Regions from separate parts of the Homo sapiens genome. Here regions 1, 2, 3 and 5 are each linked to region 4. The links are chromatin loops, found by intact Hi-C in ENCODE. Cell type or tissue: heart right ventricle. All regions are shown on one strand. Each heading gives the region's core, and the rest is flanking DNA. Links, peaks and the distances in the headings are about the cores only. Region 1 overlaps TSPAN18 (tetraspanin 18). Region 2 has its middle 28 kb from the start of CD82-AS1. Region 3 overlaps TSPAN18 (tetraspanin 18). Region 4 overlaps TSPAN18 (tetraspanin 18). Region 5 overlaps CD82 (CD82 molecule).

Evidence for each region. Peaks named below come from ENCODE experiments on the same cell type or tissue, not always from the same donor. Only the 100,000 strongest peaks of a DNase experiment are listed, where the experiment ranks them.
Region 1: it touches region 4 in a loop (2.4-fold over the local background); 18 of 110 quality-filtered maps call a loop at or near these places.
Region 2: it touches region 4 in a loop (5-fold over the local background); 72 of 110 quality-filtered maps call a loop at or near these places.
Region 3: a loop joins it to region 4, with 2.5 times the contacts of the local background. A loop is called at or near these places in 14 of 110 quality-filtered maps.
Region 5: it touches region 4 in a loop (10-fold over the local background); 72 of 110 quality-filtered maps call a loop at or near these places.

The regions. Positions count from the first base shown.
Region 1 is chr11:44,783,913-44,789,586 of GRCh38, reverse strand. All of the region lies in intron 2 of TSPAN18 (tetraspanin 18), which reads right to left. Among named protein-coding and RNA genes, the nearest start is that of TSPAN18-AS1, 50 kb to the right of the region's middle. RefSeq lists enhancers at 2,977-3,576, 3,577-4,178. In heart right ventricle, for the core only: a CTCF peak has its summit at 3,094 (motif pointing left); no DNase peak of the experiment used is centred there; H3K27ac peaks cover 1,604 bases.
Region 2 is chr11:44,630,224-44,635,897 of GRCh38, reverse strand. No RefSeq gene overlaps it. Among named protein-coding and RNA genes, the nearest start is that of CD82-AS1, 28 kb to the right of the region's middle. RefSeq lists an enhancer at 1-778. In heart right ventricle, for the core only: CTCF peaks have their summits at 2,072 (motif pointing left), 2,759 and 2,963 (motif pointing right); DNase peaks (open chromatin) are centred at 1,097, 2,947 and 3,897; H3K4me3 peaks cover 1,346 bases; H3K27ac peaks cover 3,165 bases.
Region 3 is chr11:44,763,170-44,768,843 of GRCh38, reverse strand. It overlaps TSPAN18 (tetraspanin 18), which reads right to left. Exons shown (of 10, transcript NM_130783.5): 2 at 4,332-4,418. Among named protein-coding and RNA genes, the nearest start is that of TSPAN18-AS1, 29 kb to the right of the region's middle. RefSeq lists an enhancer at 2,083-2,583. In heart right ventricle, for the core only: a CTCF peak has its summit at 2,289; DNase peaks (open chromatin) are centred at 1,713, 2,143 and 2,523; H3K27ac peaks cover 4,000 bases.
Region 4 is chr11:44,891,115-44,896,788 of GRCh38, reverse strand. The region is part of intron 3 of TSPAN18 (tetraspanin 18); the gene reads right to left. Among named protein-coding and RNA genes, the nearest start is that of TP53I11, 57 kb to the left of the region's middle. RefSeq lists an enhancer at 3,044-3,615. In heart right ventricle, for the core only: CTCF peaks have their summits at 2,241 and 2,446 (motif pointing right); DNase peaks (open chromatin) are centred at 2,448, 2,641 and 3,375; H3K27ac peaks cover 1,746 bases.
Region 5 is chr11:44,618,940-44,624,327 of GRCh38, reverse strand. It overlaps CD82 (CD82 molecule), which reads right to left. Exons shown (of 10, transcript NM_002231.4): 10 at 3,970-5,279. The coding sequence ends at 5,202. Among named protein-coding and RNA genes, the nearest start is that of CD82-AS1, 16 kb to the right of the region's middle. In heart right ventricle, for the core only: CTCF peaks have their summits at 2,801 and 3,016 (motif pointing left); DNase peaks (open chromatin) are centred at 1,927, 3,007 and 4,147; H3K4me3 peaks cover 333 bases; H3K27ac peaks cover 1,148 bases.

The sequences.
Region 1 (5,674 bases), core at 674-4,673, 110 kb after region 4:
GGCTACTTTCAAGGATGAACAGAGCTTTGTTACTTGCCAAAGCCAGCCTCACTTTTTGTCTCATCAAATTTCTACAATCCCCCTTCAAGATAGGCCTTTGTCAGGTGTGGAAACTGGGGCTCAGAGACATTAAGGAACTTGTCCTAAGACACACAGCAAGTTCATAAAGGAACTGACAAATTGAAGAGCTTTTTTCTTGGCAGAAGGAAAAGCCAATAGAGCCATTTTTCTTCCAAAGGCTCCAAATTGGATAATTTAATCTCAGTTTTGGCTAAAGATGGGAAGATCCCTACAAGATTTGACGTTGGGTAGCTGTTTTATTCCCCTGCCTGTGACTTATTTCTGTTGGGAAATAAGAACCTCAGCTTCTCTGATGATCACGGCTCTGCGTCACGCAAACACTGGTAAGCTGTGAAAAGAATTCATTGATGAATTCATGCAACACTCTCTCCCTGGGTGAATGAAACCCAGAGACTGACACGAGGGTGTTATTGTCAGGTTAGCGCGAAGGGAAAATCCGCAAGTCTTCCTTCCCTTGCTGTTCCTTTTCCTGTCTGGACAACACACGTGCCTGCGTTGCTTTTTGTGGTTTTCTCCACATGCCGAGCCCAGGCACCCCACGTAGATGTGTTTGCAGAAAGGCAACACCAGCTGCATGCGTGGATTCTTCCAGTCACTTGGCCCTCTCTTCTCTCCATGAAGTGGCAGGGAGGGAATCAGTGTAAAATCAGCTCTGACATATGACCTCCTCTTAATCTTCAGGTACAGGAGAAACAAAGCCACCAGCAAGGTGCTGCCAGCTCTCACAAATACTTCCCTTTGCAGAAAACCCCTCCTCCAGGCCGGGTGCGGTGGCTCAAGTCTGTAATCCCAGCACTTTGGGAGGCCGAGGCGGGGAGATCACAAGGTCAGGAGACAGAGACCATCCTGGCCAACATGGTGAAACCCCATCTCTACAAAAATTAGTTGGGCGTGGTGGCACATGCCTGTAATCCCAGCTACTCCGGAGGCTGGAACAGGAGAATTGCTTGAACCAGGGAGTCAGAGGTTGCAGTGAGCCAAGATCACGCCATTGCACTCAAGCCTGGGAGACATAGCAAGACTCTGGCTCAAAAAAAAAAAAAAAAAAAGAGAAAAAAAGAAAACCCATCCTCCAACCTGCACTGACCAATATAGTAGCCACTAGTCACGTGTGCCTCTTGACGTTTAAACTCATTAAAATTGAAAAGCTAGTCCCTCGGTTGCACTAGTCAGTTTGATGTGCAAGTGGCTCTCGTATTGGACAGCGCACGTAGACAGCATTTCAATCCACACAGAAAGTTCCATTGAGCAGTGCAGCCCAAGAGCTGCTGAGGTTCTGCGGTGACCAATCCCGCCCATCTGGGGACTGAGGGTCCTGGGATGAGGGCTGCTCCCTGAGTCCCTGGCCCTCCAAAGCTTCAACCACCAACTGTGTACCGAAGGTTCCTGGGCCCCCGCCTGAACCATGGAGGAAAAGGCACGAGAAAAAGTTTGCCAGCCAGCTCCCATTTCCATGCTCAACCTTTTCTTCATCTGCAAAATGGGGATAATGATACTTGTCCCACAGAGAGAATGCCTGGAATGTCCCTGGGCCTGGACCAGGCTCCTAGTAGGTCCACAGTGAACAGAAGCCAGTGTGACTGTCTGCCTGTGTTGTAACGAGGGGCTTTAAGGCAAACACACAGGCTGGGAAGGGCGAGTTAAGTGAGCAGTAACATTGGGGTCTTCTGAGAACTCCAGAGAGCACCCTCGCAAAAAAGGACTGCTACAGATCCCCTCAAAAGCATCACCTGGCAGCTGGAGGACAGGTCAGCCAGATCCCTGGCTTTTGCCTGGGCACAGATGATCTTCACATCTGCCGATATCTATTCATTGCTTTGGGCCTGGCGAGTTTTAACGTTTTACATGCAGTCTCTCTTTAACCCTCGTAAGAAGCCTATTAAGTCAGATTGTTATTATTTACACTATACAGATAAAGAAACAGAGGCACAGGGAAGCCAAGAGAGCCAGGCAGTGTGGCTCTTACCCTCTAAGCCTGCTGCCTTCCCACTCTGTCTAAGAGGATGAGAATCAACCTGCACAGCCAGCAATGCCAGCACACTGAGTTGTCCACTGCAGGAATTTTTCCAGCTCTGCACCACCCATGACTGTGGAAAGATCCGAATTGCAGGTGGGGATGGGATAAGTTCAGGTTCTGGAATCCACATAAGGTGACTCTGAATTGCAACTGTGTTCCTCACTAACTACATAAGAATTAATTCTCCTCTCTGAGCCTCAGTTTCCTTATCTGTAAAATGGGAATCCTAAAAGTACATACATCACAGGGTTGATGTGAGGATTAAGTGAGTTGATGGAAGTAATAGTGGCACATAGAAAGCACTCAAATATCGGCAGCTTAGATCACTGTTTTTCAAGAGTTGAAATTTTTGCCCCAAACAATTTGCATAGATTTAGAATCCATTCTATTTATATTGTGTCTCCGTCCAAATCTTGTCCCCAGCCCACAAGCATCATATGTATGCCTTCCTAATTAGGCCCTGCCCTGGCTAATAGTCAGAGCAGTTTGCCTTCCTAAGATCACCCTAAATGGTGGCAGAGGAAAATGGAGCAAGGGTTAAAAATGCTAACTGGACAGGCCAGGAGCGGTGGCTCATGCCTGTAATCCTAGCACTTTGGGAGGCCGAGGTGGGCAGATCACTTGAGGTCAGGAGTTCAAGACCAGCCTGGCCAACATGGAGAAACCCAGTCTCTACTAAAAATACACAACTTAGCAGGGCATGGTGGTGGGTGTCTGCAATCCCAGCTACTCAGGAGGCTGAGGCAGGAGAATCGCTTGAACCCAGGGGACAGAGGTTGCAGTGAGCCGAGATCGCACCTCTGCACTACAGCCTGGGCAACAGAGTGAAACTCTGTCTTTAAAAAAAAAAAAAAAAAAAAAAAAAGTAAGTGGATAATCCTGTGCAGGTAGCAGGGAAGTGACCACATCACCCTAGATCCTGGGGCAACTTCCACTCACCAGCAGGGTCCGGGGGAGGAGAGCCCTCATGCTTGCCCCCTAGGGGTAGCAGATGCCACAAAACTGGCAGGGAACCACACTGAGGACATCACCGAGTTTCACTCTGAACCTACCCAACGCCAGCTTTCAAAGCCCAGACCCACAGAGTTTCTTTCCCTGCAGCCTCTTCTACCCTCTGTCCCCAGCCCCAGAAGCCCATCTGGCCCCTCCCCATGAGGAGGCCTGGGGCAGGCAGCCCACAGGACAGAAAGGAAGCTCCTGCTGTGCTCTGTCACTTACCAGCAGGGACCATCCTCTGAGCCTCAGTCTGCTCATCTGTCAAACAGAGATACAACACATGCCCAGCCTACTGGGCACAGCATCAGGAGCCTGAATGATCATGGTGGGTGTGCCAAGCTTTTTAAATCTCAGACTGCCAAACACCACGGGGCCCTGTGGCATCACTTGGTGCCCTCATCTCACCTGTCCTACTGACAGCTAGCTGGGTGGGGCCCTCGCTGTGCATGAGGCACAGTGCTCAGCACTTCACAGGCTCTGCCTGCCTAACCCTCAACATGGCCCAGGTAGGCACGACTGCCGTATCCACCTTGTAGAAAGGGAAACAGGAAGAGTTAAGTGACTTGCCCTGGGTCACACAAATAGCAAGTAGCAAGTGTTTGCAACCCTCTGCCAGCAAGTTTGTGGGCACCTCCCACTCTTGCCCCTCGAACCCCAGCATCGAAGCTGCCCTGGCTCCACTGCTTGGCAAGGTGGCAAGATTGAGAGACCCCAGGAGTGAAGTTATGCTAAGTCCAGTCCTGCTAAGTACAAAGTTCTACAAAGTCCCGCCAAAGACCCAAAATACATAGACTGAAAAGGAAAGGGGCAGGGGGAGGCCCCAGACAAAGGGAGCATTATCAACATTATAAAACCACCTTGCCAAAGCCACAAGTACTTTGTGGAAAAAACTCACAGGGGGCTGCAGTTTGGGCCAAAGCACAAATGAGGCATTTGAGGGGATAAAAGCCTGCTTCAGGGGGCGGTGGGGGGCAGGGGGCATGTACCATGAGGATAACTTTTTTGTACGAGGGGGGAAAAACACCTCTATTTCTTCCTTTTCAACAACTGCACAGCTACAGGGGTGGGATTCGGAAGCTCTGTAACTCTATCCGTGGTTGCAGAGCTCAACAAGCATTTGCCGAACGAATATATAAATGAATAGAAAACATTAAAGTAACGGATGTGAAAAAGCTATTAAAAAAAATCAAGAGGGAATACATGGAAAATCTGGGATGGGAAAAAGGTGACTTCAGGCAGAGCATACAGGGTTTTCCATGTCTCTGGATCTGGTTGGTGGGTACTCATGTATTCAGTGTATTGTTATAATCCATCCCCTGCATTTATTTTGTAAATATCCTTTTGCATCTCATCAACATTTAACAAAAGCATTCACAATGCAAAATATATCAGGCCCCTAGGAAACATCTGGATTTTAGCACTAGCCCTGCCCAGATTTAGAACCACGCTTTGTCTCATTACCGTGGTTAGGGATGATTAAAATCACCATAGATATTCTTAATGATACATTTTATTTATACAGCACTCCACATTTTTATAGCATTCACCACTCACATTATTAGGTTTAAACTTAGTAGTGCAGTCGCCTTAGGGTAGAAATATTCAAAACCAGATCTGCTGTTCACTCACAACCCTGCCTTTTGCCAACTGTGAGACCCTGAACAAGCCATTTAACTCCCGGAGCCTTGATTTCCCAATTGGGAAAATGGAGAGAATGTACTTGTGCTGTCTACCTTGCCGGTGGTTGCTGGGTTATCATCACTGATTGACCAAGTCATGGAGTGATTCCTGTGTACCAAGCACAGCCCCAAGGGCTGGGGACGCAGCAGAGAACAAGGTGGGGGTGGCAGCTTCCTTCACAGAGTCTTCTGTCCCGGGATGGAGACGGACAGTGAACAAAGAACACTGCCACAGTATTGCATTACACTGTGATAAATAGGGGAAGTGATAGCACAGAGTCTCCAGAGCGGTTAGAGCACGGAGTCCAACCCAGTTTGCGGGGCCGACCTAGGGGCATTCATGCCTGAATACATTCTCAACATCTATGGCCTTTGTGGAGAGGTAATGGATGGACATGACTGTGGTAAAGACAAGAGTAAAAGCAAGACCATGAGCTGAAAACAGAGGCCCTGGGAGCAGGGCTGAGAGCCTGCCTGTACACACCAGAGAAAAATGCTGACATACGCTGGTACAGGTTGGTCCTCATATGTCACTGGGAGCCCCACAGTCTAACTACAGCCTGTTCGGTCCCTCTCCATTCCCTAGAAGCTAAGGCAGGAATGTCTGCCCCAGAAGGGGACTCTGGATCTGGGACTATGGCCCCGTATCCTCTCCATTTTGTCAGTACCAGCACCCCCTTATTAATGGCATGTTGCATTTTACCCCCAAGTCAAGGGATGACTTGCATTTTTACCCCCAAGTCAAGAATCCCAAGGGATGGGATTCTAAATTGTACTACAATCTCTCCCTCAGCCAACAAAGCAGGCTGTGCTCTGACCCCTCCCTGGCTGTGCCTCTGGGGTCCCAGGAGGTTTTCCTTTGGAAGAAACATTGAAGCTGAGCCCTGAGACGAGAGGGGTG
Region 2 (5,674 bases), core at 744-4,743, 260 kb after region 4:
TTACTACTATTATGTGATTTTTGGTGGTGGTGATGTGTGTAGGTGTGGGTTTTGTGAAGCACCTGGCAAGACTAATGTTCTGAGGGACACCCTTGAAGTGTTGGTTCATTGGCACCTGCTGGGGCAGCCCAGGTGATCTTCCAGAGATCAGACAGAGATCTTGGGCAGGGCAGATTACAGCAGACCCTGCTGCCTTCTGATCTCCCTGGAGGAATGGGAGGAAGGCTTTCCTCCTCCCAATGCCAAGCCAACCAACCTTCAGCATTCTGAATTCTGGGGCTCCAGACCCCAGGTGCTGGGGGATAGAGATTGATGGCCTGGTTGTATTTCAAGGTTGTTCCTGAATAAAACCTCCATTCAGGTATTTATTTGGGAAGAAGAGAGAAGAGCCAGTGCTGGGAGTTGGGATTGCGCCTTTGGCCACAATGAGGAGGAAAAATCGCTGCAATCAAAGTGAGGAGGAGTGCTTAGAATTTCCACGGGCAGCAAGGTCCAAGGCCCACTCCCACGTGGCCCCCCACACCGCGGGATGGCTGCTGTGATCCCAGGAAATGGGTGTTGACCTCACAGCTTGACAGCATTGGTGAAAAGTCCTTGTCTTTCAGCTAACCCTGACAGCAAAGGACCAGCCATTTAGTTTTGAAATGGACCTTGAGGAATTCGGAGTGAACACCCCACAGGCAACCGAGATGGACTGAAGGTCCCCTTGTAAGTGGAGCAGGGGCTTGCGGTGCATGGTGTCTTTGAAGCCTCACACCCGCTCACTCGCCCCCGGAGGCAGGTCCTATTATCATCCGAGATGAAGCTGAAAGAGATAAAGTCCCTTGTCCAGGGCCACCCTGCTGGTGAGGGGAAGAGCCTCAGTGTGCATTGGGGTACGTCTGGCTGGGTCTCCAGGACTATAACTGCTCGAGCTGAGCAGCCTCCAGCTGGGGAAGCATCAGACCAGATCCCACCCACCAGGAAGCCTGGGGTGGGGGGAGGATCTTCATGTTGGTCCCAGGGCACAGCCCCTCCCCCACCCAGGATGTGTCATTCTCACAGGGGCAGCCAGGGGTGAAGGGTAAGCCGGCCGGGGGCGGGGTGGGACCAGGGAGGGTGACGTCACCGCCGGGCTTAGTAATGCTTTGGCAGAGCCTGAAGCTCCCACCTTGGGAGGGAGGGGAAGGAGGAGGGGCATCGCTGGAGCCAGCATCCAGGAGGCTGCCAAGTCGGTGATCAGGGACGGGCACCCTGCCAGGAGCACCCCAGACCAGGCCTCCTGGGAAGGGGGGGACTCTGGGAGAGGAGAGACACTCTTGGTGTGCTGGGAGGGGACCCTGCAAAGCGGTGTCTGTATCAGATTGAGTGCAGAGTGATCCTCGGACTGTCTGTCCATCTGACTGGCAAGGCTGGCGGCCAGCCATCCCCTGATCAATGCCCAACTGTCTGACCGCCTGACCGTTGAGTCCCGTCACTGGCAGATGGACTGCCTGACTGATTTACATGACTGATGCTTGGAGGAGCCATGAAGGATGGGCCAAATCTCTGTCCACATCCGTGAGACCCTGGGCTACCCTCTGAACCTGATGCCACCTCTTATAAACACCCAGGGTCAAGCGAAAGAAGAGAGAAAATTAGCATCTACTGAGGTTTATCAAATACCCAGCCTTGGGCCAGATGCTGGAGGGACACAGCCAAATCTGACAGGGACCCGCCCTCAGGAGCCCACATTCTAGTAGGGGAGACAGAGTCACAGCCGTAATGACAGAAACCAGTGCATTAGATAAGCAAAATCAGGCGAAAGGGAAAACAGCTTTATTCTTGTCACCCAACATTTTTATTTTTTATTTTTTTTTACTTTTTATGATTCCTTCTCCGGTGGAAGTTCATCCCCCCATTCCTGGATGAAAACTCGGGCAGCCCCACAAGTTTTCTGCCCCCGGTTAGGTGATAAAAATTCTTAGGTCACTTTAAATTGCAAATACAGAGTCAGGTTGGCATTAAAAGTGTCTGGTCCGAGGTAGTAACTGCATCTTTGAACTTGGTTCAAAGCTAACCCTTCTTTCTGCCCTTGCTGCCCTCTGCAGGCAGCAAGCTGGAGAAGGGGCTTGGACCTACTTTGCCCCTGCACATGCCCTTGCTCCATGCCCCTCTTCCCGCATGTTGCTACAGACTGAGCACCCCTAATTCAAAAATTCAAAATCTGAAATGCTCCAAAATTCAAAACTTTTTGAGTACCCATGGCATGACACTACGAGTGTAGAATATTCCACCTAACCTCTGCTTTCTGATGGTTCAATATGCACAAACTTGGTTTCATGCACAAAGTTATTTCAAATAGTGTAGAAATTACCTCCAGACTATGTGTGGAAGATGCATATGAAACATAAATAAATTTTGTGTTTAAGGCTTGGGTCCCATTCCCAAGATATCCTATCATGTATCTGTAAATATTCCCAAATCCAAAAATATCCCAGATCTTGTCCGGGCACGGCGGCTAATGCCTGTAATCCCAGCACTTCGGGAAGCTGAGGTGGGTGGATCACTTGAGGCTAGGAGTTCGAGATCAGCCTGGCCAACATGGTGAAACCCCATCTTTACTAAAAAACACAAAAATTAGCCGAGCGTGATGGCGTATGCCTGTAATCCCAGCTACTTGGGAGGCTGAGGCTGGAGAATCACTTGAACCTGGGAGGTGGAGGTTGCAGTGAGTTGAGAATGTGCCGCTGCACGCCAGCCTGGGCAACAATAGTGAAACTCTGTCTAAAATATATATATATATATATATCCCAAATCTAAAACACTTCTGGTCCAGACATTTTGGATAAGGGACACTCACTCTGTATTTGCAGTTCCGGGGCTGCCAGGGCATAGCCCAGAAGGGAGAGGAGTCGGGAAGGAAAGGTTTTGTCTCACCGGTCCTGTTGTGGGATGGCTTCTGCTCACAGGGCCCGGCAGGGGGCAGGGCTGACTCTGTGGATTCTTCTGGACGCCTCCTTCCTGTCCCGGGAGGCTTTGGCTGCACTTCCCACACCGTGGGCCAGGGGCATCCTGTAGGTGGCTGCTGCCCGCTCTAACCCTGGCTTTCCATGCCCACCCCACACTCATGCTCTGCTGTAGCCCTTCCCAGATTTACTTGTCCACATAATTCTGAAGAGGAGGAGGAGGAAGAGCTGTGTTTTGTCAAAGTTCTTGGCAGACCAGGCCCATGTTTGAACCCCAGAAAATATACTTGTTTTCTGCACTCTGTTGAACTCTGGGGAATCCCAGCCAATCCCACCTCAGATCTATCTTCTGTTTATTCCTAGCAGATAGCAGCCCCTTGCTGGCCTTTTTAGATTTTCCTGGTGGGAGCCAACTTTGTCTAGGCTTCTGCATCCCCAACTCACTGGAGACACACGTTACCATCTTCTCATAATCCACTGGGACGCTCTAACCAAGCCATGAGAGGGGCAGGCATTTCCAAAACAGCCCCTCATAGGGGCTGGAAATCTAAGCATCCCCAGATCTCCCTCCAAAGAAATCCTTTTGACCAAACGTCTCCTTCTCTCTAGTCACTTGAGCTTCTGATACCCTCAACAGTCGGGCCATTAGCCTGTTCTCGGCCCAAGCTTCCACCATGGCTCTTATTCCATGATAGGACCCCTCATTTCCCCCCAGCTGCATTCCTTCCCCAGGGTCCCCAAGCCCAGGAAATACAGGCTTCAGCATACTCAGCGGCTCAAGCTGTATCTTGGCGTCTTTGCTGACTCTTGCAGTCTAACCCCAGTGTGCCCTTTTGCTCTGGATTTGCCCATCTCACACCTCTCAGCCTTGGCACTTGCTGTGTCCCCTGCCTTCTCTCTCCTCCAGGGCCTGGCGAATGTGGCTCACCTTTGGCTGTCCAGGGTGGCTCTCGGTCTCCTGATTGCAAATCCTTCCTGTCTCCCAAAATAGCCTGAACTCTAAGGTTGTGGAAGTGCTGCCCTCTCCGGAGCTCTGGGGAGGCTCCCTGGGTCCTACAGATCTGAGTTTCATCTGACAACACATATATGGGCACGCTGGAACTCACCCATTCATTTGCTGAGCACCTATTACATGCCAGGCACTGAGCTAGGCACTCAGGATACAGTAGTAAAGAATCAATAACATCCCTGTACACACTCAGGAGCCCCCACAGCATATATGTGGACACACACACACACACGCACACATGCACACGCACACAGACATAAACAAAGACCCCAGTTTACAACAGGTTTCCTGGGGGCTGGACTTCATAAGGCCTAAGTTCATAGTCAATATGTAACAATAAAATGTCCCTCTTGGCCAGGCGAAGTGGCTCATGCCTGTAATCCTAGCACTTTGGGAGGCCAAGGCGGGCAGATCACCTGAGGTCGGGAGTTCAAGACCAGCTTGATCAATATGGAGAAACCTCGTCTCTACTAAAAATACAAAATTAGCTTGGCATGGTGGTGCATGCCTGTAATCCCAGCTGCTCGGGAGGCTGAGGCAGGAGAATCGCTTGAACCTGGGAGGTGGAGGTTGCAGTGAGCCGAGATCGTGCCATTGCACTCCAGCCTGGGCAACAATAGTGAAACTCTGTCTCAAAAAAAAAAAAAAAAAAAAAAAAAGTCCCTCTTGCTGCCTTCTCTCCCCGCGCCTGTGCTGGGCCGAAAACAGGAAAATGGCCCGCCTGTGCTCAGGAGGTGGGAGGCAGTGAGATGGGCATTGTATGTTCCAAATGGCCTCACTGAGTTCTAGTCCTAATACCTGCCATGCGACTCCAGACTGGCCACCCCTCCTCTGGATCATGATAGAAATGGCAGATGCTGCTGACCATCATCGACCCCTCTTTCTTCTCCTTCCCCCAGCCCTTCTAGGCTGGGGCAGCTCTCCTTCCAGAGCGTAAGGTGCCACCTCCAGGCAAGGCCCACTGGGCTAATCCCAGGCCTGAGGTTTTGTCCTGACTGGGCCTCCTTTAGAAAGTGCTGCCCCCCATTTCCTCCTAAGCAGAGTGGACAGAGGACATCATGCTCAGGGTGTCCTTTCCCCCAGGGGCATCCTGATTCATAGGACCCTTGTCACACACTGGGGCTGCAGCCACCTTCCTCCAACTTCTAGAGGTGGTCATTGTGAGGTTGGAGGCTGGAGCCCCATCCTTTTGGGCCACTGGTGGCAACACCCCTCCACCTCTCCTCTTCCTTCCCTGGAAGACTGGCACCCATCCTCGACACTGCCTCCATGCCTCCTCCTTCAGGAAGCCTGCCAGGTCTCTCTTCTATCTCAGACTGGAGGAACCCCGGCCCAACCCTCTGAGACATGTAAGCAGTATATTCACTTTTCTCCTCTCCAAGCTTTGCTCTAAGCCAGCACTTCTCAAACTGCCCGTGTATCTGAATCAACCGAGGTACTTTTAAAAGCCCAGATTTCCGGCCAGGTGTGGTGGGTTACACCTGTAATCCCAGCACTTTGGGAGGCCGAGGTGGGCGGATCACCTGAGGTCGGGAGTTCAAGACCAGCCTGACCAACATGGAGAAACCCCATCTCTACTAAAAATACAAAATTAGCCTCGCGTGGTGGTGCATGCTTGTAATCCTAGCTACTCAAGAGGCTGAGGCAGGAGAATTGCTTGAACCTGGAGGTTGTGGCGGAGGTTGTGGTGAGCTGAGATGGTGCCATTGCCCTCCAGCCTGGGCAAGAACTGGGCAAG
Region 3 (5,674 bases), core at 533-4,532, 130 kb after region 4:
GGATCATATCAATAAATGCAGAAAAAGCATTTGACAAAATCCAATATCTATTCATGATAAAAACTCTCAGCAAACTAGGAATTAAGGGGATCTTCCTCAAGTTGATAAAGAGCATCTACAGAACACCGATAGTTAATATCATACTCAATTATGAGAAATTTGAGGCTGTCCTGCTAAGATCAGGAATAAGGCAAGGATGTCCCTTCTCCCACATTATACTGGAAGTCCTAGCTACTGCAATAAGACAAGAAAAGAAAAGGCATACAGATTGAGAAGGAAGAAGTAAAACTGTCTTTTTTTGCAGAAGATATGATCATTTATGTAGAAAACCTGAAAGAAATTACAAAAAAAAAATCCTGGAACAAATAAGCAATTATACTAAGGTTGTAGGATAGGAAGTTAATATAGAAAAGTCATTGCTTTCCTATCTACCAGCAAGGAGCAAGTGGAATTTGAAATTTAAAAACATAAAACCATTTCTATTAACACCTAAAGAAATAAAATACTTGAGAATAAATCTAATAAAATATGTGTAAGATCTGTATGAGGAAAACTACAAAACTATATTGAAGAAATCAAAGAAGTAAATAAATGAAAACACTGATCAGTGTTCAAAAATAGGAAGACTCAATAATGTCAAGATGTCAGTTCTTCCCAACTTGATATACAGATTCAAGACGACCCCAATCAAAATCCTGCAAGTTGTTTTATGGATATCAACAAACTGATTCTAAGGTTTATTTGGAGAAGCAAAACACCCAGAATAGCCAATCAAAAATTGAAAGAGAAGAACAATGTTGGAAAACCTGACACTACCCAACTTTAAGAGTTACTATAAAGATACAGTAATAAAATGGTGTGGTATTTGTGAAAGTACAGACAAATAGATTATTGGCACAGAATTGAAAGCCCAGAAATAGAGCCGCATATATATGTCAACTGATATATGACAAAGGAGCAATGGCAATACACTGGAGAATAGACAGTCTCTTCAACAAATAGTGCCAAGGACAAGTGGATGTCCCCATACACTAGAATGACACTGAATCCCTACCTCACACTATATATGAAAATTAACTCAAAAAGAATCTATGACCTAAATATAGGAGCTAAATAAAACTCTTAGAATAAAGCACAGGAGTAAATCTCCATGATCTCGAATTTGGCAATGGATTCTTAGAATACCAAAAGCTTGAGCAACAATAACAAAAAAATAGATAAACTGAAGCCTGGGGAATCCATAGAAATTGCCTTCTCTCACTCAGCCTGCCTCAGGCCCTATGGGCAGGGGAGATAAAAACATCAGGAGACTTTCATTTCTGCCTGAGCTCCACACTCAGTGCAAGACTGGGTGGTGAATTGGAGAAGAGTGCCACCATGGGCACAGAGGGCACCTCTAGATGCAGAGAATGCCATGAGGAGCTCCCACAAACACTGTCCTTGGGCTAGGAACCCTGTGTTTGGGTCCTTAACCTTGCTGCTTTTTAGACATGAAGCCTGGAGTCATTTAAATAGCTTATTAATGCTCGCCTTCTGGGGTGTGGGTAGGATTAACAATCATCTACAGAAAGACTCCAGTAAAGATGGCTGTGAGTGAAGTGTCAGCCATCAGCTAGAGGCTTGGGATGAACTGCTCATACTTGAGGTAGCTCCAAGTGATAGCACATCAGGACAGGGAGCTGACACAACCCAGGTCCCTCTCACAGCCCTTTTTTAGACCTCACACAGAAGGAGTTATGTGTCTCCAGGGTAACCCCACTGTTTGGTTACAAACACCCAGCTCTTACATCCCAAGAGCCTGGCACTCTTCAAAGAGGTCACCTTGGGAGGCTACACTATTCCAAGGGGGCTGCCATTGTTCAAAGCAAACAGGGGCTTCCCATGGTAGTCACCTTGACCTTACAACCACCCTGTGGGGTGCATGCTCTTTGCCCATCTTACAGATGAGAAAACTGAGGCTATGGGGGATCAAGTCACTCACCCCCAAGCCAAACAGCTACTGAAGGGCAGAGCTGGGACTCAGCCCCCAATCTTCTGGCTCCAAAACCCCAGCAAAGCTTTTCCATGACAGCACATGCCTCTCTGCCTGTTGCTTTGTGGTCATCTTTATATTTTCCCTGTGATGCTATAATGTTTATCTGTTTCCTGGCTAACAAGAGGGGCAAGGCTAAATAGCTCTGCTCCCTGGGCTGTCCTCCTGAAAGTAAACCAAGAACAACAGCACCCCTGCTGCTTTGCTCTGCACTTAAAGAGATTTTTTACTCTTATACACCGAGGCTTGAGGCCCACGACTTCCCCTGATGGAGAAACGTCCCTGAGAAGAAAGGTCCTGGGGATGGGAAGGTTTTTCTGACTCACTTCAGCGCCTTCTCCAGATTAAGAATACTGGGCAGGATCCAGGCTCTGTGATAAGGCAACCGCTTCCTGTGGGGATCAGGGCAGCTGCTGCCAGGAGGTTTACAATTAAGATTATGGTCCTGGCAGCTGGCAGGGTGAGCCGTGGGACACAGACGCTGTCAGTGAGGGACAGCCTGAGTAGGCCCCAGGCCTCACTTCTCCTCCCACACTGTCCACTAAGGCCTCAGCCTGGCCCTGTTTTTATCTGCCCCTGGGAGCCGGCCACCCTGTCTTGGATTCCAGCTTAAAATAATCTAGGGCAGCCAGTGGCACACTCCAGAAGGGTGAGTGAACTATCAGATTGGTGACTAAGAAAGTGGCCAAGTGCTTTCTGACTATGGGCACAGAGGCAGCCAAAATAGAAAATGCCATTAGGCAGTGGTGCAGCACTTTACAATCTGCACACCCCAACCACCTACCAGCAACCCAGGCAGGGAAGCAGGTGGAGCGGGTGTTGAGGGCACATGTACAAGAAACAGTGCGGGGAGCTTCCTAAGTCTTCCTCGTCTTCCCCAAAGCAACCTGTGAGTAGGTGTCACTGTCCCATTTTAGAGATCAGAAAATCAAGGCCTGCAGGGATTTCATGAGATGCCCAAAATTTAAAAACAAAACAAAACAAAGTATAGGACAAGGAAACAAACCATTTTTATGTTTTTACAGGACATGGAACTTCAGAGAGATGATTTGGCTAATTATTTTTAATCTTAAGCTTCAAGTCACAGACTGAAGTAAGCAAAAGACACAAGAATTGTATGGCAGTTCAGGCAGTGGCTTCAAATCTCGATGACATTACTCAGTGCTATGTGACCTTAGACAAGTCACTTAACTTCTCTGAGGCCTGGTTTTCTCTTCTGTAATGTGGAGGTGATCATAGTGGCAAGATGACATGACAGATGAGAGGACAGAATGGGATGGTGCAGTGAGTGAGCGTCACACTGTGCCTGGCGCATGAAGCCCTCCATCATATTGCTGGTTTCTCTTCTGATAGGCAGGGACTCAAACCAAGGTTCCTCTGCACCTCGGACCCTGTGATTTACCACCAAGGGTCGGAGCCATCGTCCTTTGCCCAAGACAGGCAATCAGATCTCCTCGGAGTTTTCAGATCCCCTCTCCTCTCCATGGCCTTCCACAACCTCCCAACCCCTGACCTGTCACTTCTTCTATTTCAGCCCTGGTCTTGGAATCCCAGAAATGGAGGGCGTGAGTGCTGGAACAGAGATTCAAGTTGCAGCTGCCTCATTTTACAATGAGAAAATGAGGACCAATGAGGGAAATGACTTATAAGTCACATTGGTGGCTGAGGCTGCTCAGAGGACAGACATCCTGGCTTTTCATCCAGAAAGCTTCCATGAGGCCACCCAGCCCACCACCAGTCCCAGAATCATGGTCAGCTCAAGAAGGACTTCCCAGAGCCTCCGAAACAGACCAAGGCTTTTCTGTTCTCAGTTTCACCATGGAATGTGGTGATTGATCCTAGTACTTGTGGATTTAGACTTTGTCCAAAAGATTATCGAGGGCAGAGGGAAGGTAATCACCCTAGGAAGCGATCTCCTTATCACGGTCCCAAGACTGTGGTGGGTATGGGGGAGGCTGAGGTCAGGGAGGGGTCCTTGATACAGATTCCATGAGCCCTCATGACCCTGCCTGGAGCCCCCAGGAGCTCTACTCTTCCTTGAAGGGCTCACTCCCTGCCATCCATCAACACTCACTTCCTGCACCAAGGTGGCCCCGTTGCCCTCACCCATGAGTAAATGTCTAGGGGTGAGGACAAGAGTGAAGCCACCCTTCTCCTGCCCTGCACCCCTTGGGCAAGAGCTGAGAGCCCTCTCACATGGAAGTGGTGGTTTGGAGGGCAGGAAGAGAAGAAGAGAGAAGAGTAGACCCTCTTGTTCGAGTAAGTGAAGATGCCACCCTGCCATGTTGCCACATCATACCTCTTTCCACTGGTGTCTTTCCCTTTGGGCCCAGAGGTGCCAAGGTTCTCTTACAGTGTCCTCCTGACAGTAGCTTCTGGATACACTCTAGAGAAAGAAGAGAGAGAAACACATTTCAAAAAGGCAGGAGTCCTTGGGGACCACCTCAGTCCACATGTGGCTCCCACTCCCCAAGGTCTCCTTTCCCCACTTCCATTACTGCAAGCACAGAAGCCAGACGGGGCACCCATGACTGGTGATATGGTTTGAATGTGTCCCCATCAAATCTCAAATTGAATCATAATTCCCAGTGTCGGAGATGGGGCCTCAGATCTCCATCCAGGCAGGTGGGAGGTGATTAGATGATGGAGATAGTTTCTCATGAATGGGTTAGCACTGTCCCCTCAGTGCTGTTCTCATGATAGTGAGTGAGATACCGTGAGATCTGCTTGTTTAAAAGTGTGTAGCACCTTCCCCTCTCTCTCTCTTTCTCCTGTCCCTATCTGTCACTATGCGTGCTTCCCCTTCCACCATGATTGTAAGTTTCCTGAGGCCTCTTCAGAAGCAGATGCTGTCATGCTTCCTGTACAGCCTATAGAACTGTGAGCCAATTAAATCTTTTTTTATATATAAATTACCCAGTCTCAGGTATTTCTTTACAGCAGTGCAAGAATGGACTAATACAGCTGGAAAGGCAGGACTAAGCACCAGCCCCACAAAGCTTCCCAGGATAGCGTCCCCAGAGCCTGTGAATGGGGGCATATTTTCAATCTTCCCAAGTCAGCCCGGAGCCTATATATCCATGTGATGGCATTGAACATGCTAATCAAAACATCACACTGTGTTTCTTTGCTTCCAGCTAGAATATTATCAACTTGGTGTGGGAACTCCAGTTTCCTCAGGCTGAAAAAAAGGCTTTCTGAGTCATTTTGAAACTAGGAAAAAGAATTAATCATTGCCTAATGAATACAGGCTCTTTGGGCAGACCCAACACTTTCAAGATCTGCTATCCATGAAGAGATAAGTAATAGTAAGGAAAGTCTCCGGTGGTAAAAAAAGAATTCAGTTCCAGAATGCCAGTGGGGTTAGAAGTCCAGCCTCTCCAACCCTTCCCTTCTGTCAGTTTGATGAAGCATCCCCAGGTCACCAGAGAAGGATCAAATTCACCATGTCCAGGCCACATACCTGCCAGCAGAGACAGGCCAGTCCCAAGAGATTGGCTCAGTCACATGCACAGCTGAGAAATAAGAGCAAAACTTACAGCCTCCAGAGCACAGGGGAGAAAGCGAAGTTCCCCAATCTCTCCCCTCCCAGGCTCCTCCTGCCCTCAGAGACTAGCTGCACAGTGGAAACCCTGATCAAGT
Region 4 (5,674 bases), core at 714-4,713:
TGGTGGCAGCGTGGAGGAGACAAGGAGGCAGATAACAGCAGGGCTGGGGAACCCACAGTGGGGAGGACTAACTCCACCGGCATAACTCTGGGCAGAGGGGAGAGGAACTGTGGGGAAGGGGATGGTGAAGGCTAGTCTTGGGGGAGTGCAGAGGTAGAGATGGGAAGATGGAAAGGCAGGAGAAGAGGCCTCCCTCCTGAGACATGGCCACAGCCCCGGGAGCTGGCACCCCTATTTGGCCTAAACATACCTATGTGACAGGCCCTTCAACTGCCTGCCCCATCTGTGTGCACCAGCTTCAGGTACTCCGTGCACTTGGGGTACAGTGCTGGCATGCGTGAGCCCATGAAATGCTCAGAACAACCCTATGAAGTAGGTATCACACCATCATCCCCACAGTACAATGGGGAAACTGAGTCCAATGGGAAAAGAGAGAGAATTGACTTGTCCAACATCACACTGTTGGTAAGTGATGGGGCTGGAATCCAAACTCAGGGGTCAGAGTCAAAAGTGGCGTTTACAGAAAGTGCTTTCTCTTCCTGTGTGATCACAATGAATCCTCACAATAGCCCACGAGGCAGGCTACCACAGGTTCACTGGGGTCAGTGAAGGGGTGGTGGGTGAAAGATTCCTCCCCATTTACCCATCCCTCCCTTCCTCCCTCAATCCACCCAGTCAGCCATCTACCATCCACTGAGTAGATGTACATTGAGTTGCTACTATGTGCCGGGGAAGTGCCAGGGAGTGCAAGGTGCAAATAACCATGGGCACACAGGTGAGTGGTTTTTACAGAATGAAATTGAGGCTTGGAGATGCCAGTGACAAGGCCAAGCATCCTCGGGAGATTTCAAGCTGTTTCCAGCTTTGTAGTTCAGGGCCTGCACCCCATGCCCAGCCCCAGGGCTCAGGGAAACAAGGACGGGGTGATGGGTTTCCTGCCGCTTCTCTTCTCCTGCTGCATCCCAGTCCTGGTCCCCTGTATCACCATTCCCTGCCTCATCTCCGTCTGGACACTGAGGCTGATATGAGAAACATGGATGACATAGGCCAACCCAGAGACAAGGAGGAGATGCTGAACTCTGGGGAATGTCTGGCGGTTGCCTGCCTCCTCCCCACCAGGGAGCTCCAGCCCCTTTGAATGCTGTACCCTGGCTGGGAATGGGCTCACCCCTTGTGGTGTCCCAACTTCCCTGAACTAACTTCATTTCCCTTTTTTTCTTTGTCCTCTGTGAGCCCCCATCCTATTGACTGGCTCATTTGTCCTGGAAGAGGACAGCCCAGTGACACCTGCCATGCTCACCCCATCACTGATGCTTCTGCAGAGGCTGGGTTGGTTTCTGCCTTGGCCAGCTCCCTGGAGACCTTGGGAAAGTCACCCCCCTCTCCAAGGTGCTAGGTTCTCCTTGGAAAACTGTGATGATGAATTTGGAAGCCAAAGGTGGTTGTAAGAATTCACAGTACCATGGGAGCTATTATTATCAGCAGCATCAGATATTGGAAATAAGTGGATGCCCAGCCCACATTCACCAGTTATGAATGGAGCAGGGTATAGGGGAGAACCATGGACACATGGCTTGGGTAGCGTGGATACAAACATCTTTCCCCTAAACAGACCCAAATTCTAACAAATTGCCACAATTTTGTGGTAACTGAGCCTAATAACTACTAGGATTGAGGTTTTACCATGTACCAGACTCCACTATACCTTTCTCCTACCTGTCCTCTTATTTAATCCTTACCTAGGAGGTGGGTATTATTATTATCCCATTTTACAGATGAGGAAACTGAAGCGTGGGCAGGGTAACTAACTCGTCTGAGTTCATTTACCTGGTTAGCAAAACATGGCTATGATTTAGCCCCAAGTCAGCTGGACCCCAAACCAGAGCTCCTGATACGACACCTATCCGTGGGGTGTGGCACCAGAGACAGGAAGCGCCGTGCCCCAGTCTGCAAAGTCTCCAGCCCAGTGCTGCTCTTCCCTGAACCAGGCAGCGAGGCACAGAGGCCCAGGAAGTTGGCTAAACTTCTTCCCTGAGCCAGCTGGAGGCCCTTGGGGATGGCCCAGGCCGGCCATCCCTTGACAGATGGGAGCCCTGAGGCCCAGAAAGGCACAGAGATGGGACCGAGGTCACGCAGTGCCTCGGGGCTTTCCTCGGCGGACCCCTGCCCGGGCCAGACAGCTTTATTAATCTCGCCCCTCCTGTCGCCCAGATGGCGGCTCAGCCCCATCTGCACGGAGCAGGGGCCCAGGAGGGGCTCTCTGATTAAGAAGAACAGCTCAGTTCATAAATCACTCCTTTTACTTTCACTCCCCCCCGCCCCCAGGCATGCTTTCTAGAGAGAAGGAAAGGAGGCGGCCGGACAAGAGAGATGGAGAAGCCCCCAGTGGAGGAAGGTTTGGGCTGGTGCAGAGCCGAGAAAGGGCTTGCACGTGCCCTGGCCAGGAGAGGGCGCTGTGGCCAAGGGCAGAGCCTCAGAGGACCGTGTGTTCCCCTGCAACTGCGTTCCCACCAGTGGGGGATCTGCCTGTGCCAGCCATAAGCCTGAGCCAGACGCCTCACCTCCAGAGCCTCACCTCCGCATCTGGGAGGTGGGGATGTTCAGAACTAACTTCTAGGATCCTTTCCAGGAGGATGCAAGGGGATGATGAGGGTGAAAGGACTTGACAGGCTGCACACCCCGTTCCCTCCTTCCTGCGCTCCCGGCACCAACAGCGCCAGCCCTGGGCTTGGTCCAAGGCATAGGGACCAAGGGCTGCCCTTCCTCAAGGACTCACTCAAGTCTAGTGAGACTCAATCACCGCAGTCCCTACTTGGAGAGAAGTGTTAATGGCCACATTAACCCAGTGTCCTGGGCTTGCCAGGCAAGATACAGAAACGAAACCCTGACTGCCAGGGTGAGGCTGGGGTCGGGAGAGCCTAGAATCAGGGAGGCCATGTGGGGAGGACTGGGACAGGGTCAGCATTTACTAAGGCCTGATATTAACGCAAGGCAATGTATTATGGGCGTTCACTTAAAATGATCTCACTTGATCCTCCAAAAAGCTCTACAAAGTAGACGATATTATCATCATTCCCTTTTAGGGATGAGGAAACTAAAGCTTCATGGGGCTAGAAAGGTCCCAGAGCTGGGAAGAGATGGAGCTGGGATTTGTAGCCAGGTTTTGCTGGACTGCAAACCCACATCTTTTCCTTGGTCAGGACGCCGGCCCGAGGCCTAGAAGACTAACAATGATTCTTGCCATCAGGTTCAAGGCTGATGGGGAGGACTTATTTGCTCACTGGCTGTGCCTGCTGGGCCTCATCCCAAGACAGACGGTCTCATAAACAAGCAATTGGCCTGAGATCCTGGCGTGCCTGGTGCTGGCACCAACATGGGGACATGGTCACAGCTGAGCGGGGGATAAAATCTAATTAGGCTCCTGAGGGGCGGGTGCCTTAAGGATTAACCAGGAGCACAGCCTGCTGTGGATGCAATTGGATCCTAAATGACAGCCTCCCCTGCCCCCGCCGGCTCATGGAGCTGTGAATGTCAAGGTGGCACAGAGCATCTGCAGGCTCTGGGAAGGACCCCTCTCTAGTCTGTGAGTTGAGCCAGGATGGGCACCCTGTCCCTGCCACCAGCCCTTTCCTCTGTCCCATGTAGAACACCCACAGGGCCATCAGAGAATCGTCAAAGAAGGAAGCATCTTAGTGAAGGTTGTCTCCAACTCCTCATTTCACACTGCGGGAGCTGAGGCCCAGAGAGGGACGGGCTCTTGCCCAGAGTCACACAGCACAGCTAGAACGAGGACCTCCTGACATGAAGCCCGCTGCTCTTCCCACCAATTGAGGCAGCCTCCCAGGACTTATTACACCTGCACGTAGGTAACTCCTGAAAGTGCTTTATACACTTTATGTCATCAGACCCTCTCAACTACCCTGCGAGGTGAGCAGTCATGTTTTACAGATGAGGAAACTGCGGCTCACTAGCCTGAAGTCACACAGTAGGTTGGAGGACCTGCTGGGACAAAATAAGGTTCCTGGCTCTTCTGCCCTGGCTGTCTTCCAGAGGACTCTGAGCCCCCAATCCCCAGGGTCACCCTCAAACAATCCATGCCTCCCATCCCCCATAGACCGGGGCTGGACTTAAGCCACAGAAGGTGCCAGTCCCAGACACAGGTCGGAGGTCCCTCTGCCTGTCTTAGGCACTAGACATTGTACTGAGACCACCTGTTTGCAAAGGCCTCTGCGGACAAAGCTCTTTGCCCTCTTTCAGGGACTGTTACTTTGCCACTTTGTCAGAAGGCAAGGCAACCTGGGAAACCCACGCAGTTTGAAATTGGGGGGAGCACAGAAGCACGGAGGTCACTCCATTAGGAAGAGTGTTTGGCCTGAGGACACTAGCGTCCACCTCCAACAGCCAAGTGTAGTTGAAGCAGGCCAAGCAACCAAGTCCAGGGGCCTGGGAGGAATGGCGCGGGTCAGAGTGAAGCCACCCTCTCTGCTCAGGATGCCTACCTACACCCTGTCATGTGAGCCCAGCAGAGCCCTGCAGGAAAGGTGCCTGGCAGCCAAACTGGTGATCTGGGGAAAGGCAGGTACCAGGAGGAGAGAAGCAGACATCCAGGTGTGGCAGGGAAACCCCAGTTCTGGGAGATGGTATAAGCACCAGGGGATAGGAAGGAAGGTTGACTCAGCCTGCTGTGGGGAGAGCAGACAGCCCCGCAGCCTCCCACAGCCTTGGGGAAGGGGCTGTAGGCACAAGGGGGCAGGTGGCCTGGCTGCTTCCCTGGGGTTCAGAGAGCATCCACTCAGTGGCCTCCCTGAGTAGTCAAAGAACAAGCTTCCTCCAACCAACCACTATTCTTGTGGTAATTCACACCATAACACTCTTGATTCATTCACTCCTGCCTACGTTCGTGCTTTTGTTCATTTCCCATTTAGTGAGCATCCTTGGCCTTTGCAGGAGCCTCACTGGCCAGAAAGAATGGAAGGAGTGACCCCTAGACCTGAGGTCTGGGGGATCAGCCAGCAGCAGCCTCTGAAGTTCCTCTGGTGATGGATAGCCCTGCTCTGGCTGCTCCAAAGCGTCCCTGTGTCCTAGTCCCTCAGGAACCCCCTATACACACACATGGGCTGACGGCCACAGCAGTCCCACCAATCCTCACCGTGTCCGCTGCCCAGCCTTGCACAAGCCAGAGCTTCTGGCAACACCTGCTCTGGCTCACCTGGACTGAGTCTTGTTTCTTATCCTCCAGGTTGCCTCCCTGAAGGTTTTTGGAAATTTCATGCTAACCAGAGCCTGGGTTTCCACAGCTCTTTCTGTACACCTGGCCTTGAACTAAAGGCATACAGGTCCTTACAAGAATCTAGAGGGTGTGTCCACTCTCCGCTGACCTGTAATTGAACTGGGCTTAGAGATGGTGTGCAACCTACCTCACATCATTCAGTCAGGCTGCAAAAGCCATCTGGCCTGACTCCAAAGCCCAGCACCTAGCCCCTTAGCAAGGATCTCTCCCATCCACCCCCACCCTTCGGCAGTCTCGTGAGGCCTCTGGACCCCACCTAAATATAATACATAAGATTAAAAAGGAAACCATTTATATTGAAATAGAGCTATCAGAAACTTTATCTTGGGGGACAGGGTCTCGCCCTGTTGCCCAGGTTGGAATGCAGTGGCATGATCATGGCTC
Region 5 (5,388 bases), core at 1,389-5,388, 270 kb after region 4:
TCAGTCCTCCAAGAGGCTGCTGGAGACTCTCCAGCTCTCTCCTTCCACTCCCCACCTCCACACAGCCCCTCTGCACTCCCAGCTGTTCTGGCTGGCCGCCCCTCTGCCCCCAGCATCCTGCAGGAAGCCCACTCCTATCCCAGGGGCTACTGCTTAAAGCATCTGAGGTCACTTGGGGAGAGGCACTTGGCTCTGGGCCTGACATTCCCCTTGCTCAGAAGGCAGGTGCTGGGGAAATGATGTCAGATGGGACAGCTGGGGGCCGGGGTGCTCACAGCTCAGATGTCCTCTAATGGCCCTCCTACCTGCTCACCTTCCCACTAGGCAAGAGGCTGAGTACAGGTCTTACCTGCCCCAGCCCCAGCCCCTTGGGCCAATCAGCCATCCCTGCCCCGGAGGCACCAAGGCCCAAAGTCCTCCCGTGGGCCTCATTCCTACTCAGGGAAGGTATCCCCCAGAGGATGGGAAACCTCCCCTTGAAGCTGGGGCCAGTCCTGGAATGGGCTGCTTGGGGAATGAGCTCACTGTGTACGTGACCGCATTTGGCTCCCACAACAGCACTGGGAGTGAGGAATGAGAGTCCCCATTTTCCCGATAAGACTAAGAGAGGTGAAGTTGCACAGCCTGTCACGTCCAGTGGCAGCTGCTCTGATTCTATTTGATTTCAGTTGGGAAGGGGATTGCCAGGGCAATGGCTGATTCCTGCACTGTGGCAGGGGCGATGAGCACTTCCTCCTACTTTCCTGTTTGTTCGACGCGCTGTTCATTCTACTTCCTTCCACAGGAAGGGGCCTTGGATGGGCCCCAGGGATCCCACAGCAGCACTTGGCTCAGACTGTGCTGTCAGCAGTCGGCAGTGTGTGCTGGTACGTACCTGTGTACGTGTGGCAGGGTGTGCTGTGTGCATGCGTGTGCTGTGTGTGCACGTGTGTCCTGGTGCATCAGTTGTGTGCAAGAGTCTCTACACTCATCAGAATGCAGGTGCCATGTGGGCAGGGGGTTTGTGTGTGTTCACTGCTGTGTTCCTAAGATCCTAGAACTGTGCTTCACAAATAGTCTGTGCCATTAAGTATTCATGGGATGAATGAATGAATAAATGAATAAACCTTAGCCTACAGCCTCTAAAGACCCCAGAGAACAGCCAGACATTTGCCCCGAGGCAGCGTAGCAACCTGGGTCTCTGTCCTTCTGCAGGGGAGAAAGGCGATGGGAGCGCTGGCCCAGGAGATGCCTGTTGGCTAGATGCTCCAGCGTCACCAGTGTGCCCCTCCACCCGGCTGCTCTCAGCCTGGGGGACCTGCTCACCTGGAAGATCATCTGGGGCAGAGGCTGGAGGCAGCTCTGCTAGGAGACAGGATGGTGATCAGCGGCAGAGGGGGCTCTGCAGTGTAGGCCCGGGAAGGCCAGGCAGGAAGACACTTGGCTTTCCCTGTTCACTACGGGCCACCCATGGCTTAGTCTCAGGGAAGAAGAGCTAGGGTTCCTCCCAGCTGGGAATGGACTGAGCCCTCAGGGGCCTTCAGGGCCTCGAGTGTGTGCGTGTGAGAGAGTGCATGCATGTATGTGCACATGTATCAGGCTGCCATTCACCAGTACTCACCCAGCCAGCCATACCAGTTATTATGAATAAAATGGAGAAATATTTCCACACCAGTTGAAAATTCCCCCCCAGCTCAATCTCTCAGAGCTCCTGCACCTCCCGCCAATCCATACGTAAGGATCCCATTCCAGCTCAGGCCTGACTTCCATACCTATTGGTCAGTGGCCATGCCAATCAGTGCCCCCCAAAGTCCAGCTCCCTGAACACATCCTAGGCACTGTCTCTAACCTCCCACGGGAGCCCAAAGAGCAACCCTTTGCTCCAGCCATTCTTCCTGGCTGCCCCAGGGAGCTGTGGGTGGGCACTGCCAAGGAGCACCCTTGTACTCTCCTCCACATGGTACCCATGTGCCAGTCCTTTGGGCCTGTCAGGGCCCTTGGCAGGAGAGATGGCAGCCCACAGAGGGCCCAGGGAGGGCAGCTGGAAGGTGTGGAAGCCCCAGATGGGCATGGGACAGATTAGTGGCTGCAGGGACGATTCTGAGTGTTAGACATGGGTCTATGTTCCCTCCCTCCCAAAACCTCACAGGCTGGGAGTAAGTGGGTTGCTGAAACTGGGTGCTCCCCAGGAGGTTGAAATGAGGAACCCAGCAGGCTCAGAGCTCACAGTGACCAGATTTCACAAAAGCGAGGGTCAGAGCCTCACACTACACACGTCCTGGGGCTGTTCTGGGAAATCTGGAAGGGCAGGAGCCAGTGGAGCCAGGAGGATGGTCTTTGAAGTCAGATACGTGGGGTTCAAATCCTGGCTCTGGCCCCTTCCAGCTGTGAGCTCTGGGCAGGATGGACGTGTCAGAGGAAGCAGCCCACCCCTTCGCTAACTTCTGACGTTTTCTCAGTCCTCTATTTTGCAAACAGCTTTGAGCCCACCCTCAGCCTGCCAGGCCCCGTGTCGCACAGGAAGATGGAGATGCAGCTGGACTCAAACTCAGGTCCCCTTGCTCCCAGTGAGAAAGCATTTATGAAAAGACACCCAACAGCTCTCTGCTACCCTTCCTGAGGGTGGAAGCTGTGGGGGGCCAGGGAAGTCAGGCCAGGTGGAACCATCGACATTTTCCTCTCCTGCCCCCATCCCAGAGGGAGGCGACCAAGGCCACAGAGGGACCCACAGCCGACCCCACCGCTGACACCTCCTCAGCTGCCACATTCGCTGAGAGGTCATCACGTGGCTTGGGACAGACATTACTCCAGGTCTGAAAATCTTCCGGAATCAACGCAAAGGGGTGCAAATAGGCAGATTCCTTGTCCCCACCCTAGATCTGCAGCGCCAGAATCCTTGAGCCTTGGAATCTGCATTTTCACAAGTGCTTCCACTGGAGTGGGACGCTGGCAGGCCCCGCGTTGGCGAAACTGGGAGTAACCACGGAACCTTTGGGCTCTGCCGGGCTCCTAGGCTGAGGCTGCAGCGCCGCCTGGTGGTCCCTGCTGAAACACCACTCTAGCCGCCGCCCCGCCTGGCCCCACTGCAGGGAGGCAAGAGTTCCCCTCCCCACTGGCTCCAGAAATGAGAGAAGGTGGGGCAAGTGCCCTCTGGACTTCATGACGCCGGGCAAGGGGCATGCTGGGGCTCAGTCGTCAGAGCCGTGCACAAGTAAGAGCAAGCTTCTTTTTCTTTTTCTCTCTCTCTCTCTGTCGTTTTCTTTTTCTTCCTTTCTTCTTTTTTGACAGATTCTCGCTCTGTTGCCCAGGCTGAAGTGCAGTGGCACAATCTTGGCTCACTGCAACCTCCATCCCCCGGGTTCAAGCAATTCTCCTTTCTCAGCCTCCTGAGTAGCTGGCATTACAGGCGTGCACCACCACACTCGGCTAATTTCTGTATTTTTTGGAGAGATGGGGTTTCACCATGTTGGCCAGGTTGGACTCGAACTCCTGACCTCAAGTGATCCACCTGCCTCAGCCTCCCAAAGTCTCACATTTCATCTTAAAAAGTCCCCTGAATTCTGCACATCTTACTCCATCACATTTCTTTAGTATGAAAATGTTTCCTTCCACAAATCTTTGCAGAAACGGATGCTCTAGAAAGCGATGCCAAGTTTATCCTGTGGCTTCCCTGTCCCCCATCACCAGCCCACTTTTGTGCAGCTTCTGGGGGCACCCATACCCTAGTTTCAGAAGCAGGAATTGAGAGGTACAATCTATACCTCTCTTAGCACCAAATCAAACTCCAGGCACCCCGGCATGCAGGCAGGCCCATCAGAGCCTGGCCCATCACGGTCCTAAGGTTCAGGCTGCAGAAGCAGATGCCTGCGGGGAGGGCAGAGCAGTGAGGGGTCCAGCAGTCTCCAGCAGACCCAGCCACTCTGCTCACACCCTCTGCCCTGGGTCCTCCCCTGCCCCAGGAAGCAGCATCCCTACCATTCCAGACTAGACTGTTATAAATCCTCTTTAATAGTCTTAGAATCTTGAGTGTGTTTTACAGAATGGTGCACACAAAGCCCCCTCCCCTCTCCCCCTACAAGGCACAGCCTCACCCACCCCACTCCCCAGGGGCCAGAGGACCGCTTGCCAAGAAAGGCCAGCCCACCTTCTCCCAGGAGAAGCCATCCTCCTCCTCCCCGCCCCTGGCCAGCTCCGGACCCTGGAGAATACAGGACCAGCTCTGTGCCATGCCCCCAAGGACTCACCTGTCCCTAAGCAGCTCAGGGCCAAGCCAGATCCCCTTACCCAGGCAGACCCCCTCCAGCCCAGCTCCCCTAGGCCGTGTCCCTAGGGCATGGCCTAGGCTAATCTGAGCTGTCTAGATGGACCTGCATCAGGCCTGGGGAAGGGGTGCCACCCCTTAATATCAGGTAAAACCCACCCTCTCCCCTCTCCCACTGCCTTCAATATAATTGTGAAAAATAAAGATATAAATGTCATAGTGGGAAATAAGTTGACCCACCCAGTAGGCAGTCTCCTGACAGCCCAGAGTGCCTTATCTAACGCCCTTCCCTCCCCAATTTTTTTTTTTTTTTTTTTTTTTTTTGAGACGGAGTCTCTTTCTGTCCCCCAGGCTGGAGTGCAGTAGCACGATCTCAGCTCACTGCAACCTCCGCTCCCGGGTTCACACCATTCTCCTGCCTCAGCCTCCCAAGTAGCTGGGACTACAGGTGCCCGCCACCGCGCCCGGCTAAATTTTTTTTGTATTTTTAGTAGAGACGGGGTTTCACCATGTTAGCCAGGATGGTCTCGATCTCCTGACCTCGTGATCCACCCGCCTCGGCCTCCCAAAGTGCTGGGATTACAGGCGTGAGCCACCGCGCCCGGCCCCCTCCTCCCCAATTTTTCATACAGTTGCCCCTATACAATATACACACCCTTGAGGGCAGGTAGAAGTCCAGCCCACCTGCGCCAGGGACGCTGTGGGGAGCATTTTTCTCTGAGTTGCTAAGAGAACCCTGATGGGCGGTGAGCAGAGGAACCACAGAACAGCCAGGGCTCAAGGCTGGCAGCGGATAGGCCAGGAGAGATCGCTAGGCCCCAGAAAGCCCCCTACTTTCAGTCAGGATGGGCAAGAGGGTCTTCGCAGTGAAGTGGGAGGCAGGCCTGGAGGAGGGAGCCAGGGAGACCCCTGGGAGCCCTGAGGTTGGGGGCCAGGCAGGGAGATGGGGATAGCAGCTGCCTCAGTACTTGGGGACCTTGCTGTAGTCTTCGGAATGGACGTGCCGGCACAAGCAGATGGACAGGACCATCCCCAGGAGCTGTGGGGAGAGGCGGAGAGTCAGAGGGAGGCTGGGTGTCCCGGCCTCAGACGCCCCAGCCTCACCATCCAGGTTTACATGGGGATTAAGTGGATCCTCAACTTGAGCC